3 separate regions of the Homo sapiens genome follow, and regions 1 and 3 are each linked to region 2. Evidence: chromatin contacts called from ENCODE Hi-C or POLR2A ChIA-PET data. All regions are on one chromosome and are shown on one strand. The core of a region is the stretch at or near the end of the contact, and the rest is flanking DNA. Distances in the headings are between cores, read along the strand shown.

What was found. Hi-C counts contacts between places; a loop is a spot of excess contacts on that map. ChIA-PET counts read pairs that join two places held with the same protein, here RNA polymerase II (POLR2A). Pooled maps may share reads with other maps.
Region 1: a loop to region 2 is called in a pooled map, with 21 times the contacts of the local background. The contact joins the enhancer-like site here to the promoter of FLJ46875 in region 2. A Hi-C loop is called at or near these places in 2 of 37 single-sample maps with no recorded cell type and 6 of 50 pooled maps. POLR2A ChIA-PET finds 5 or more read pairs at or near these places in 1 of 52 experiments (activated T-cell).
Region 3: a pooled map shows a loop between it and region 2 (11-fold over the local background). The contact joins the enhancer-like site here to the promoter of FLJ46875 in region 2. A Hi-C loop is called at or near these places in 2 of 37 single-sample maps with no recorded cell type and 3 of 50 pooled maps.

The regions. Positions count from the first base shown.
Region 1 is chr2:158,188,623-158,192,909 of GRCh38, forward strand. The region is part of intron 11 of CCDC148 (coiled-coil domain containing 148); the gene reads right to left. The region is part of intron 3 of CCDC148-AS1 (CCDC148 antisense RNA 1); the gene reads left to right. Among named protein-coding and RNA genes, the nearest start is that of CCDC148-AS1, 24 kb to the left of the region's middle. RefSeq lists an enhancer at 2,754-2,913. Within about 2 kb of position 2,534, at least 2 of the 41 ENCODE cell types and tissues checked have a DNase peak (open chromatin) inside an H3K27ac peak, as active enhancers do.
Region 2 is chr2:156,339,938-156,343,882 of GRCh38, forward strand. It overlaps FLJ46875 (a long non-coding RNA gene), which reads right to left and starts at 2,183. Exons shown (of 1, transcript NR_147695.1): 1 at 1-2,183. RefSeq lists enhancers at 1,088-1,643, 1,644-2,197, 3,405-3,464 and silencers at 1,745-1,844, 2,385-2,994.
Region 3 is chr2:157,360,861-157,365,285 of GRCh38, forward strand. No RefSeq gene overlaps it. Among named protein-coding and RNA genes, the nearest start is that of ERMN, 37 kb to the left of the region's middle. Within about 2 kb of position 2,856, at least 2 of the 41 ENCODE cell types and tissues checked have a DNase peak (open chromatin) inside an H3K27ac peak, as active enhancers do.

The sequences.
Region 1 (4,287 bases), core at 1,284-3,783, 1.8 Mb after region 2:
ATCAAACTATAAAACTCATAGAAGAAAATCTAGGAAATACTTTTCTATACATTGGCCTAGGCAAAGCATTTATGACTAAGTCTTCTAAAAATGCAACAAAAATAAAAATTGACAAGTAGGACCTAATTAAACTAAAGAGCTTCTGTGCAGCAAAAGAAACTCTCAACAGATTGAACAGACAACATACAGAATGGGAGAAAATATTTGCAAACCAAGCATCTGACAAGGGACTAATATCCAGAATCTATAAGGAACTTAAGTCAACAAGAAAAAGAAACAAATAAACCCATTAAGAAGTAGGCAAAGGACATCAACAGACACTTCTCAAAAGAAGACATGTAAGTGGCCAACAATTAATCACCAGAGAGATGCAATCATTAATCACCAGAGAGATGCAAAACAAAACCACAATGAGATACCATCTCACACAGGTCAGAATGGCTATAATTAAAAAGTAAAAAACAAAAATAACAGATGTTGACAAGGTTGAAGAGAAAGGGAACACTTATACATTGTTGGTAGGAATGTGTACTCAGTACACAGGTACTGAGTAAAGAGTCAGAAAGAGAGTGAGAGGAATCTGAAGATACCATTTGAGTCACTGAGGCAAGACTCATGCCCTGGATTCCCATTCTTGTAAATCAATTCATTCCCTTTTCTGCCTAAGCTAGTTTGAGTTAGGTTTTGTCAGTTGCTTCTGAAGATTCCTGACTAGCAGACACATCTTCTATGTGTAAGGAAATCTGTGTCTTTTTGTCCTCTATAACAAGAGGACATGTATCTAGCTGTTCCAAAGGGTAATCAGTTCTTTTCCCAAACTGATGGTCCATGGAATGTTAATTTCCCACAGGAAGTTAACACGTATACTATAAAAATGTGTTCAAGTAAGTTTGGGAAATACTAAGATAAACAAAGTAAAATAAATTTATTTATGGCAGGAGCTTTCAGAATATTTATGATAATATGGTGGAGTGCATTATGAATCTCTAAAAGGAGGACTTAGTGTGCTTATTGCTCAGTTATCTGATAACAGAAACCTTTCTCAATAGACCCAGTTTGGGAAATAATATTTACCTTTCCATAAGCAAGCAAGAATGGTCAAGTAAACAAACTGAATGGCATAGACACATAGACACTTCCTGCTTTGTATTATAGTTTCTGTTTTCATGTCTTGTCTACTAGACTGTATACTTCCTGAGTCTAGTGGCTATGACTTAATCTCCTGTGTATCCCCAAGAACTAGCAGAGTGCCTAAAACACAGAAGATATGCACCAATAAATGAAAGAAACATAGAATAAATGATGAGTGAAATTAAAAAGTGATGGAAAGCATTCTATTGAATATCCTAAGCTGTAGGTAAATAACAGGACACAGGAGTTGGCAAAATAAAAATGTAAGAATAAATTAAATATACATTATTCCTTTAAGCCTGTCTAATTAGTCAGTGAGTATGTCTTTGTAAGATATTTAATCATTTGAGAAGCTGGAAGAGAAATTGAATTACTGGAGAACAAATCTAGTGTCAGTTCCTTTTGAGAATAAGGAGCCATGAATGCTAAAAGCCAAACTGAGGCATGACATCCACGACCATGATACAGACTTGCTAGGATCATGATTTTGGAGGGACAGCACAGGCAGAAATAATGTTGGCTTTCAGAAATTATTTATCATGAACTGAAATTTAAAAGGCCACCCAGGCAGATCAGCATTTATTTGCCCAATTGCCTCTAATACATTCATTTATTCAGCACATTTATACAAAGTGCCATATATGTAAATGTATAACAATCATATTTCTGCAAAACAAACCAAAAACCCAGAGCAATTAGAAACACCTATCAAGTAGACAAAGGCAGAGCTTACATCTGGATTTTGAATACTTAGAGGCACCTGTCACTTGCCATCATATGAACTCACTAACAAAAGACATCTGCCATTTGATACTAATTGGGTAATTTGCACAGTGACTCTTGAACTCACAAATGGTTTATGGTAGATATAGTTTAACTCCACAATTAATATGTATTGCATTTAAAAAATCTTCATGAGGCCATATAATCATTTTAACAGTTGTGTAAGAAGGGAACTTTTGTTGAGGGTTTACCTCATAACATTGGAACCTTTCTTTAAATTCTTATGCTAATTTTGTTTGTAAAGCAAAATAATGCTTTTAAAAGTAAGAAAATGATAAGCATGGGTGATTAGTTTTATTGGAGAGGTTTTTTTCAGCTGAAAAATTCTCATAAGACACATAATTCCTGATGCCCAAGGTTTTCATAAATGTGTTTTCAGAATCACAAATACTAAAAGAGGCATTGCTTTAGTATTGAGCTTTAAAAAGACATGCTAATAAAATATACCACCGTGTTATCAAGTCATAATATTTCGGTCTAGTTCTATCTATTTTTAACTTCGGCTACTTATTGTGAGAACTGATTTTAATTGGTCCTCGTTTTTCTGGAGATAGACATCTGTATGATTATGATGATGGAACTGGGTTCCCTTCTTTAGCAGCACTGCTGAACCGAGAGGGCACTGAGACCACAAAAGAAACCACAGTCTTCTCCCTCAAACAAATGATTTAAGTAAATAAGATTAATAAAACATGGCTTCTCTAATGCTGTTTGAAAAATCCCCATTACATTCTCTTTCTTCCTTCCCAGATCTCTCAGAACTTCTGTAGAAAGCAAACATCAAAAGGACCAAAGGTTTTTGTAGTGATTCAGCCGCCCACAGCAAAGAAGTAAACCTTGATTTTCTTTCAGCCTAGGAAATGATCAGCGAAGAGGCTTCACAAACAGCCTCTTTAACATTTGAGGTTAAAAAAGAAAGTCAGTGGAGCAGAACAGTTATTTTCACAAACGCCTTCGGGGTTTTTTCTTCTACTTTTTAAGTAACCCTTCTAATCCCCCCAAGTAAAATATTTTCATTAGCTAAAGTTTTGGCTAGGCATTTTAAACATGCTTTAAAAAAACAAATGATAAAATATATTTATGTATTGGGTGTGACTTTTTCTAGTGCTTTTTTCCTTTGGCTTTCTCAAATGCTGATTTCCTCTGGCTATAGAGTTTCAACTAGCTTCTTTGGTGACTCTGCCAAGTCACACCTACCTTAGCAGTTTCCGTTTTGTCTCAGAATTCAGCTTTTGGAATTGAGCTCCGGAATCACTGTTCCTTTTTTTTCTTTGGAGACAGACAACTCTACAAAGCAGTTCACCCTAGAGTTCTGCCAAGTGAACCCTGGTGTTTGGATTTCAGGAGGAGAGCCCATCTCCAGTGCCTACTTGGGGAACTCTGTTACCTACCCTGTAGTTTTTTCAGGTGAGATGCCAAAGGTTATGTTCAAGAAAGGCAAAGAGAGAGAGATGTGTTGCTTTCATCAACACTCAGACAATAAAGTCAAAGATAGTAAAATTAATTAAATTAACAGGGAACCAACTTTACTGGAAAAGATAAAGCAATAAACTGGACAGAGATTCAGATGAACTTACAAATAATATGTAGATCACTGATAGCCCCCTCTTTTAAAGGAAACATGTATATATCTTCTCGCCAGCTTTATTCAAGTATGGACAGAAATAAACCTCAAGAAACCCTGTCTTTTCCCTTCCTACATTAAGCTAGAGATGTCCATATGGGTCTCTCTTTGGATATCTCTCTCAAAGGAAACAGAGAAATTGCTAGAGGAGGGTCGTGGGCCAGAGAATAAAACAGGCTTCCAACAACTCACGATTTGTAAACTTTAGTCGGATGTCTGGATTATAATTAAATCTAAAACTTGGAAAGCAGCTGGGGAAGGGTAGACAGGCTGAATGAGAAGTAGGGCAGGGTTTACTAAGCAAATCATGGTGTAGGAAAAACAGATAGCTAACTTTTATGAAATTTTATTTTAATAAAGTTTACAATGGCCAAGCGTTGGCCATCTAGACACAGCTAACAAAGGACACCAAGAGGTGGTTGTGTCTCTTTGTTCACATTCTACACAGAAAGAAAAGCAGCAGCAGGAGAGGCTCCTTAGGAAAAGAGCTCTCTCCCTTCATGAGAACTTCACAGTAACAGAGGTCAGGAAATAAACAGACCTGGCTCTCTCATGGGGCCTAACCATGACCCCAAACAGTAAACCCAAGGGAAAATTCCACTTAGTCCAAGTTAAGCTGACAAAGTGGTATCAATATTGCCCATTAAGGATAGGTTTATTTTCTCTGACCTAAGCTGCTTGGCAATCCCATGGTCTAAATAGAAAAAAAAAAAAGGCTATTTTATTTTCTCTAAAAGCAATAAGCTTAT
Region 2 (3,945 bases), core at 933-3,432:
ATAATAATTATCAAAATTATCGAACTAAAGCACTAGGTAACAAATCAGCCACTACAAAGGAAAAAAAAAAGGAGAAGCATCGTCTTATAATTTCACAATAATTATGAAAGGACATGATATATAGACAAACTTTCAAAATGTTAACACTTTCCGAAACTTGACATGACTGAAAGTAAATACTTTTTCAGACTGTTCATGTCTATCTTAGGCATTCTGCTAGTCATTAGTTTACATGAATTAATGTTTACATAGTGCCAGAAGCAAAAAGTTTTAAAAGTATGTCTCTACCTTTCAGATATCCCTTAGTAGGTAAAAGTAAACATAAAGTTTAGAAATTCTAGTAAGTTATTTTACTTTTTGCCCTTAAAGTATTGTCTTCCCGTGTGATCTATCTGTATTAGTGAATAGAAAATAAAGGATACAGTAAGACAACCACGTTTATAATCTGAAATTAAAGGCAATCAATTAAAACATTTTATTAGTCACCAGGATATTTAAAAATGAGACCTGTGAAATATTGCAGAATCACTCCACTAGGAGAGAAGCAGCAACTTAAGTATGCTGTCACTGACATGTTGGGAGGAAAAAGCAAACTACCAGTACCACCATGTACATGATTCAAATTAAGCTACATAAATAGTGAGTGCATGGGGTTGTGGGTACAGAAACTGGTTCGCTGAGGAGGTGCTACTTACATTTCCTGTATTTCATATTTCTGAGAACTGTCTTCTGTAATTTCCAAAGTGTAGGAATGGTTGAAGTTTGAAAATAAATGGAGAATTTCAAATAGTTAATGAATAGATTTAGGAGCTATACTGAAACAACTAGCAGAAAATACATTTTCTGGAGTTCTTTAATTTTGTACGCTTAAAAGTATGGTGTTCCTAAAGATGGCTAATTCTTGTTGAAGTAAGTAGCTCTGGAAGTCATATTTTCCATTTCTCCATACTTCATCTATTAATCAGTTGACTGGCAATTTCCGACACCAGTTTTGCTAAACTTTATAAATTTTGCTTCCTCCAGAGGTAGGAGGGGGAAGGAGATGGGCAATACAGAAACAGATTTTACAGCCAGAATATGACAGGGCCCCTTAAACTACAAATAGATGTAGAATTTTAAATGTAGCTCTGTAGTTCAATTTATACCACAGAAATTGCGAGATGCTATCTTCCTGTTGTTATAACGTATCAGGTCAAGGGATATAAATTGTACCAGGTAATTCATTTTGCTGTTCAGAGAGTCATTAAGTTCCTCCCAGAATATATGTGATTGATATCCCTGGAGGTGAAAGGCTAAAGGAACCATATGGCAACATGTTGCATTCCGTATGCTATCTGCCCATCCGTGCTTAAGCTGTCATTAGCAACATCTGTACCTTACGGAAATCCAGCTGCGCCGACGACGGCTGACGGAATTGTACTTGGGGGGAAAATCTAGCTTAGCGCCATTAACTTGAGACTTAGAGTCTATCTACCAGGACGGATGGAAGCTTTCACAATTAGACGAGACGACACGAATGCTTTATTAAAGTTTAATTTTGAACTCCCAATTAGCGAAAGTGCATTACAAATCGATTGCAATTTCCTAGAAGGTGCAGCAAGTTCTCTGCCTGCCTGCCACGTGCGAGACGCTCCACAGCGAGCTTCCCCAGCTCCGGGCAGCAGAAAGGGGATGGTTCAGAGCCGATCTCCGCATCCCAGGAAGTCCCTAAAATCCGCGCCAGCCCCTCCTCCCGCAGGGCGGGGGCGTCCACGGCGCGAACCCGCCAGAGGTGTAGGGGGAAGTGTGGGGGGCTGGTCCGCAGCCTTCGAGGGGTGGGGCGACAGGAGCGAGCGGCCGGGGGAGGAGAAAAAGGCGGGCGGCGGGAGAGGGGGCCTCTATTATCTCGGCTTCTCGGGAGGAGCCTCATCTAGTCAGTCACGCAGAAGTTTCTCTTTCGCTCTTCGCGCTACACACCCAGATTGGCTTCCAGCGCGCAGGCGAGTGGGGCGAAGGAGGGGGGACAGGAGTCCCGGAAGGGCCGTCCGGCGTTCACACCCACCCCTGTTCCGCTCCTCCCGCCCCAAACAAAGTCCCCCGACTCTAGGTCCAGGATACGTTACCTGCCCGGCGCTCCCGGCCCCTCGGTCACCGCATCCCCCGCTGGGCGCGCCTGGTACGGGTCCCGCTCCCCGGGGCTCACAAAGTGGTCGCCCCTGGCTGGGCGGCTGGGTAGATGCCCCTCTCTGGACATGTTGGGGCGGTTTTTGGGGTGGAGGGAACGCGGGAAGTGAAAGCGGAGGCTGGGACAAGGGGAACTTACTGATAAAATGGAAAAAAAAAAAGCCCACAGGGCCCAGGTCCTGGCCGGGGGCGAAAGAGGCCTGTTACCTTTCGGGGGGTCGCGGCCGACCAAGAAGGGAGCCGGGGAGTCGCCCGCCCCCCTCCCCCGGCCCCCGGCCCCCGGCCCCCGGCGGCTGCGGCAGCTGCACACAGAAGCCCATTGTCGCCGGCGTCCGGCGCGCAGCCCCGCGGACTCGGCCCCGCGGCCAAGCGCGTCAGCGGCCCCGTCAGCCGGGCCGGGCTCCGTGACGCGCGCGCAGCCCGCGCTATAAATAACCTGCCGCCGGGCGGCTCGGGCGGCTTTCCAGTGACGCTGGGGCGGAGGCGCGGTAGGAGGAGGGCGAAAGGAAACAATAAAACCGCCCGGCAGCCTCCCAAGTCTCCCTCCTCCCTTCCCAGGCCGCCCGCGGCCCTTCGCGTCGAGCTCCTTTTTCCCCGCCCCGGCCCGCCCTGCGGGGAGCGCGGTTCGCGGGTGGGAAGGAGCCCGGCGTGCTGGCGTCCCCGAGTGCTGCCGGGGCCCCGGGGCGGGAGGGGGTTTTTCCCGCACCCTGGGATGGCGAGGAGGGAACTTGGCGACAAGTTTAGTGAGGGGATCGCTGTGTTCCTTTCTAGTCCAGTTAAAATGACCCGAGCTTTTCCCGCTCCCTCACACACCTATTCTAGTACAGGTCGGATGTGTTTTTGGGGTAGTAAGTCCTCAACCGAAAACAAAAGCGAAAAACCTGTCGTCTTCAACGTAAGCATTATCTAGGTTTTTGTGGGGCCAGGCTTGCATTAGTGTTTTCATTCGGGGGGTTGTATTATAGAAAGGGTGCCCCGTAGTAGCAGCGTGAGGAAGGGTTCCAGGACCCAGGCTGTCAGCTCCGGTGCATTTACAGGTCTTTTTGCCGTAGAATTTAGCATAGGCCTGAAACATGGCATAAATGAACTTTCTAAAAGTCTATAATCTCAACGTTAAAGAGCTTACTTTTTAACTCTGGACTTTAATAAAGGCTCCCACTTTAAAAGGGGCTTTCTCTATAGGAAAGTATTAATATTTTTGTGGAGACTCTCACTGCTACCTTCCATACTCAGGCAATTCTGTCACACACCCTGACACTTGTCCTACTCATTAAGGTACCCACATACAACTGGAGGTAATCTGTTTTCTTGGACCAACAATTAATAGACTATAAAACTGTATTTCGTCTTGAGCAAAATGTCTCAGCTATGAACATGTTTTCTGAGGTTCTGATATAGACATAGATAAAAATTTGCAGATGCAAGCAAGGTGTTGCAGTGACTTGGCATGGTTAGAGTGAGTTACTAGTGTTGGGGGAAATGGTTCTTAGTTCACTAGTGAGGCAAAGTGGTATAGTAGAAGGTTCTCTGAGCTGGGGTTTAGAAGATAAAGAAATTTGAGTTTTAATTATGTCTTCACTGTACTTTTCTGTGCCACCTTGCAGAAACCACGGCCTTTCTCTGCCGCACTTTCTTCATTAACATTAAGGACTGATAGTTCCTTTTCTACCCTTACATTCTAGGATGTTAAAGGATATTGTGTCCAGGGATAAAGTTTTATCAAATAAACATAAGCACCCAGTGTCTCATGGGAGACAGGTAACAAATGTAGATTAATTTGGT
Region 3 (4,425 bases), core at 1,606-4,105, 1.0 Mb after region 2:
ATTCCCCCATACTATTCTCATGATAGTGAGCAAGTTCTCACGAGATCTGATGGTTTTATAAGAGGCCTCCTCCTTTGCTCAGCCATCATTTTTCTCCTTCCAACCATCATGTGAAGAAGGACATGTTTGCTTTTCCTTCTGCTATGCTTGTAAGTTTCCTGAGGCTTCCCCAGTCACGTGGAACTGTGAGTCAATTAAACATCTTTCCTTTAGAAATTATACAATCTCAGGGGTTCTTTATAGCAGTGTGAGAACAGACTAACACAGTAAATTGGTACCACAGAGAGTGGGGCACTGATACAAAGATACCTGAAAGTGCGGAAGCAACTTTGGAACTGGGTAACAGGCAGAGGCTGGGACAGTTTGGAGGGCTCAGAAGAAGACAGAAAAATGTGGGAAAGTTTGAAACTTCCTAGAGATGTGGAGGGTTCAGAAGAGAGGAAGATGCGGAAAAGTTTGGAACTTCCTAGAGACTTGTTAAATGGCTTTGACCAAAATGCTGATAGTGATATGAACAATGAAGTCCAGGCTGAGGTAACCTCAGATGGAGATGAGGAACTTGTTGGGAACTGGAATAAAGGTAACTCTTGCTATGCAAAGAGACTGGTGGCATATTCCCCCTGCCCTGGAGATCTGGGGAACTTTGAATTTGAGAGAGATAATTTAGGGTATCTGGCAGAAGAAATTTCTAAGCAGCAAAGCATTCAAGAGGTGACAGAGTGTAAAAGTTTGGAAAGTGTGCAGCCTGGTGATGTGATAGAGAAGGAGCTGAATGTTAATCAGCAAGACAATGGGGAAAAAGTCTCCAGGGCATATCAGAGACCTTCATAGCAGCCCATCCCATTACAGGCCCAGAGGCCTAGGAGGAAAAAATGGATTCCTGGGCCAGGCCCAGGGCCTTGCTGCTTAGTGCAGTCTCAGGACTTGGTGCCCTGCATCCCAGCCACCCCAGCTGTGGGTAAAAGGGGCAAAGGTATAGATCAGGCTGTGGCTTTGGAAGGTTCAAGCCCCAAGCCCTGGCAGCTTCCACCTGGTGTTGAGCCTGTGCATGAACAGAAGTCAAGAATTGAGGTTTGGGAACCTCCACCTAGATTTCAGAGGATGTATGGAAATGTCTGGATGTCCAGACAGAAGTCTGCTGCAGGGGCAGAGCCCTCATGGAAAACCTCTTCTAGGGCAGTGCAGAAGGGAAATGTGGGATTGGACACCACCACACACAGAGTCCCCACTTGGTCACTGCCTGGTAGAGCTGTTAGAAGAAGACCACCATCCTCCAGACATTAGAATGGTAGATCCACCAACAGCTTGCCCTCTGTGCCTGGAAAAGCCACAGACTCTCAACGCCACCCATGAAAGCAGCCAGGAGGGGGCTGTACCCTGCAAAGCCACAGGGGTGGAGCTGCCCAAGGTCATGGGAGTCCACTTCTTGCATCAGCATGACCTGGAGTCAAAGACATGGAGTCAAAAGAGATCATTGTGGAAGTTTAAGATTTAATGACTGCCTTATTGGATTTTGAACTTGCATGGAACCTGTAACCCCTTTGTTTTGGCTAATTTCTCCCATTTGGAATGGAAACATTTACCCAATGCCTGTACCCCCATTGTGTCTTGGAAGTAACTAACTTGATTTTGATTTTACAGGCTCATAGGCAAAAGGGACTTGCCTTGTCTCAGATGAGACTTTGAACATGGACTTTTGGGTTAATACTGGAATGAACTAAGACTTTGGGGCACATTTAGAAGGGCATGATTGTGCTTTGAAATGTGAGGACATGAGATTTGGGAGGGGCCAATGGTAGAATGATATGGTTTGGCTGCACCCCCACCCAAATCTTATCTTGAATTGTAGTTCCCATAATCCCCATGTGTTATGGGAGGGGCCCAGGGGGAAGTAATTGAATCATGGGGGCGGTTCCTCTATGCTATTCTCATAATAGTGAGCAAGTTCTCATGATATCTGATGTTTTTATAAGGGGGCTTCCCCCTTCGCTTGGTTCTCATTCTTCTCCTTCCAACCATCATGTGAAGAAGGACATATTTGCTTCCCCTTCTACCATGATTGTAAGTTTCCTGAACCCCCCACTCTCAGTCATGCAGAACTGTGAGTCAATTAAACTTCTTTCCTCTATAAATTACCTAGTTTTGGGCAGTTCTTTATAGCATTGTGAGAACAAACTAATACAGCCTAATTGAAATACTATTACTTCTTCCAACAGACACCCCTAATCCAGACCCTTTATTAATAAGTGAGATCAAAGAGAAATGACAATAAGATATAAACATATACAGACATAACTAAGTGTTTTACATATTCCACCGTAGCTCTTACATGCTGAATTTAAGCAAATCTCTTTGTCTGAGACTCGGTTTCCCCATTTGAAAAACTGAGAAATTATCACTTGACTTTCAAGGTGTGGAAATTAAATTTTACCAGTATGCTAATTCTTTTTAACTTGAAAAATCTTTATAATACTCTTAACCAATAATCCAGAAGCAGTTTAAATCATTGATTTTGTCTTCCTCAGTTAGCAAAATAGACTTTTTCAAACAACTATAGAGTACCTGTTTGGTGCACAGAAGAAAATGAAACATTAAAAATTTTCAAGTAGGCAAAAAAATTTCAGCATCCCCCTAGGTGACTGACTTATTACCATTTAGCTCTTCTTCCTCAGTTCTCCTCTTTCTCTCCCCAACTTTTTCTACCATTTGATTTTCCTGAATGACTCATAAGTATAGAACCACCAATTATTTTATATTTCATATTAAGCGGTGCAAGCCAAATTGAGTTACAGCTTAGACAAGAAATCCTAGGGGAAACACCCAGGAGACTGTCATGACACACTTCTTGTTCTCTGGCATAAGCAGAGATAATAATTAAGCATCACGTGACATATTACTCTAAAAATAGATGCCCTGTGTGGTTTTTGTCATACACACATCCAAGGTGTTTTAAAAAAATGTTTATTTTAATGTGTTACACATTTAGCCTCTGGGAATCATTTCACTGAGCAGCTGAAAAGCTGCAGTAAATTCTTGGTTACTGAAATGACATGAGGATGAGTTATTTAAATATCTTTATGTTCATAACATAGACTGGGTTGAAACAAATCTTCCTGCTGTGGCTAACTCATAAAGATCTCATGATCTAAGTAGGAGATGCCACATATCTTCTTTTTTTTCTCAATGCATGACTCTCTTTGGATATTCATTCATTCAACAAATATTTATTGTGTATCCACAAAGTACCAGGCACTGTTTTCAGGACACAGGATACTGCAGTCAACAAGATAAATGAGTACAATGCTTGAATAAACCTACAATTCTGTTTTAAGATGGCAAACAGTAAACAAGGACATAAATTAATACATAATTTCAGATGGAGATGAGAGTTGTAAAGAAAATTAATGATAACTGAATAAGGAAAATGGGGACAAGGAAGAGCTTATTTAGATTAGGTAACTAAGACAAGCTCTCTAAGAAGTGAAGAACTGAATGAGAGGAAGCCTGCCAATCGAACCCTGGCAGGAAGAACAATTATAGAACAGGGAACCACAATGGTAAGCATGTCACGTTTAGAGAAAAGAGACCAGTGTGGCTGAAGCACAGAAGTCAGAGTGTGGTTGGAAATATGGCCAGTGTGGTAGGCAAGAGACAGGTCCCTCAAGAATACAAGAAATATGGTCTGTGGTAGGCAAGAGACAGATCCCTCAAGAATAATTGTGGAAGTGAATGGATTTAACCCAAGTTCAAAGAGAAGCAATTGGGGAGTTTTAAGCAAAGAAGTGATATGATTTAATTTATATTTTAAAAGCTTACTCTGGTTAGATGGGGGTGGAAATAGGAATGAAAGAAGGCAAATCATTTAGGTATTTGAAATATTCAGTAGTATAGGCAAAAACAGCTGATGACTTAGATTACCATTGCAGGCAGATGAGTAGCAAAAATGGTGGTCAGATTTAGTATATACTATAGGGGTAAAACCAATGTGCTCCTCTGATTGATGTGATTTACAAAATAAAAAAAGGAATCAAGGCAACAATTTCCATACTTTATTTCTCAGTCTATCTTATGGTGCTCACTGCATTTCATGGTAGGAGTTCAAAGGTAACATTAAAAATAAGGAGTATCTACACAGCAGAAGGTTGGAGAATGAGGAAGCATTGACCAGATATGAGAGAATTATGAAGCACTGCATTGTGACCCCTGTAGGAACAAAAGTAAATATTGTCTCTAGCTTTTGTTATCATTGTAGGAAGACCAGGGATCCTAGGGTATGTAAAATTTTCCATCTCCTTCTTATAACAGACTAGTTCTGTCTTTACATTTTACACAAGACCATAGATTTTGCACAGTGTTTCTTTCACTAAGCCCCACCAACATATTATCTAATCTTAATAAAATTTGGTCAGCAGAGATGTAAAAAAT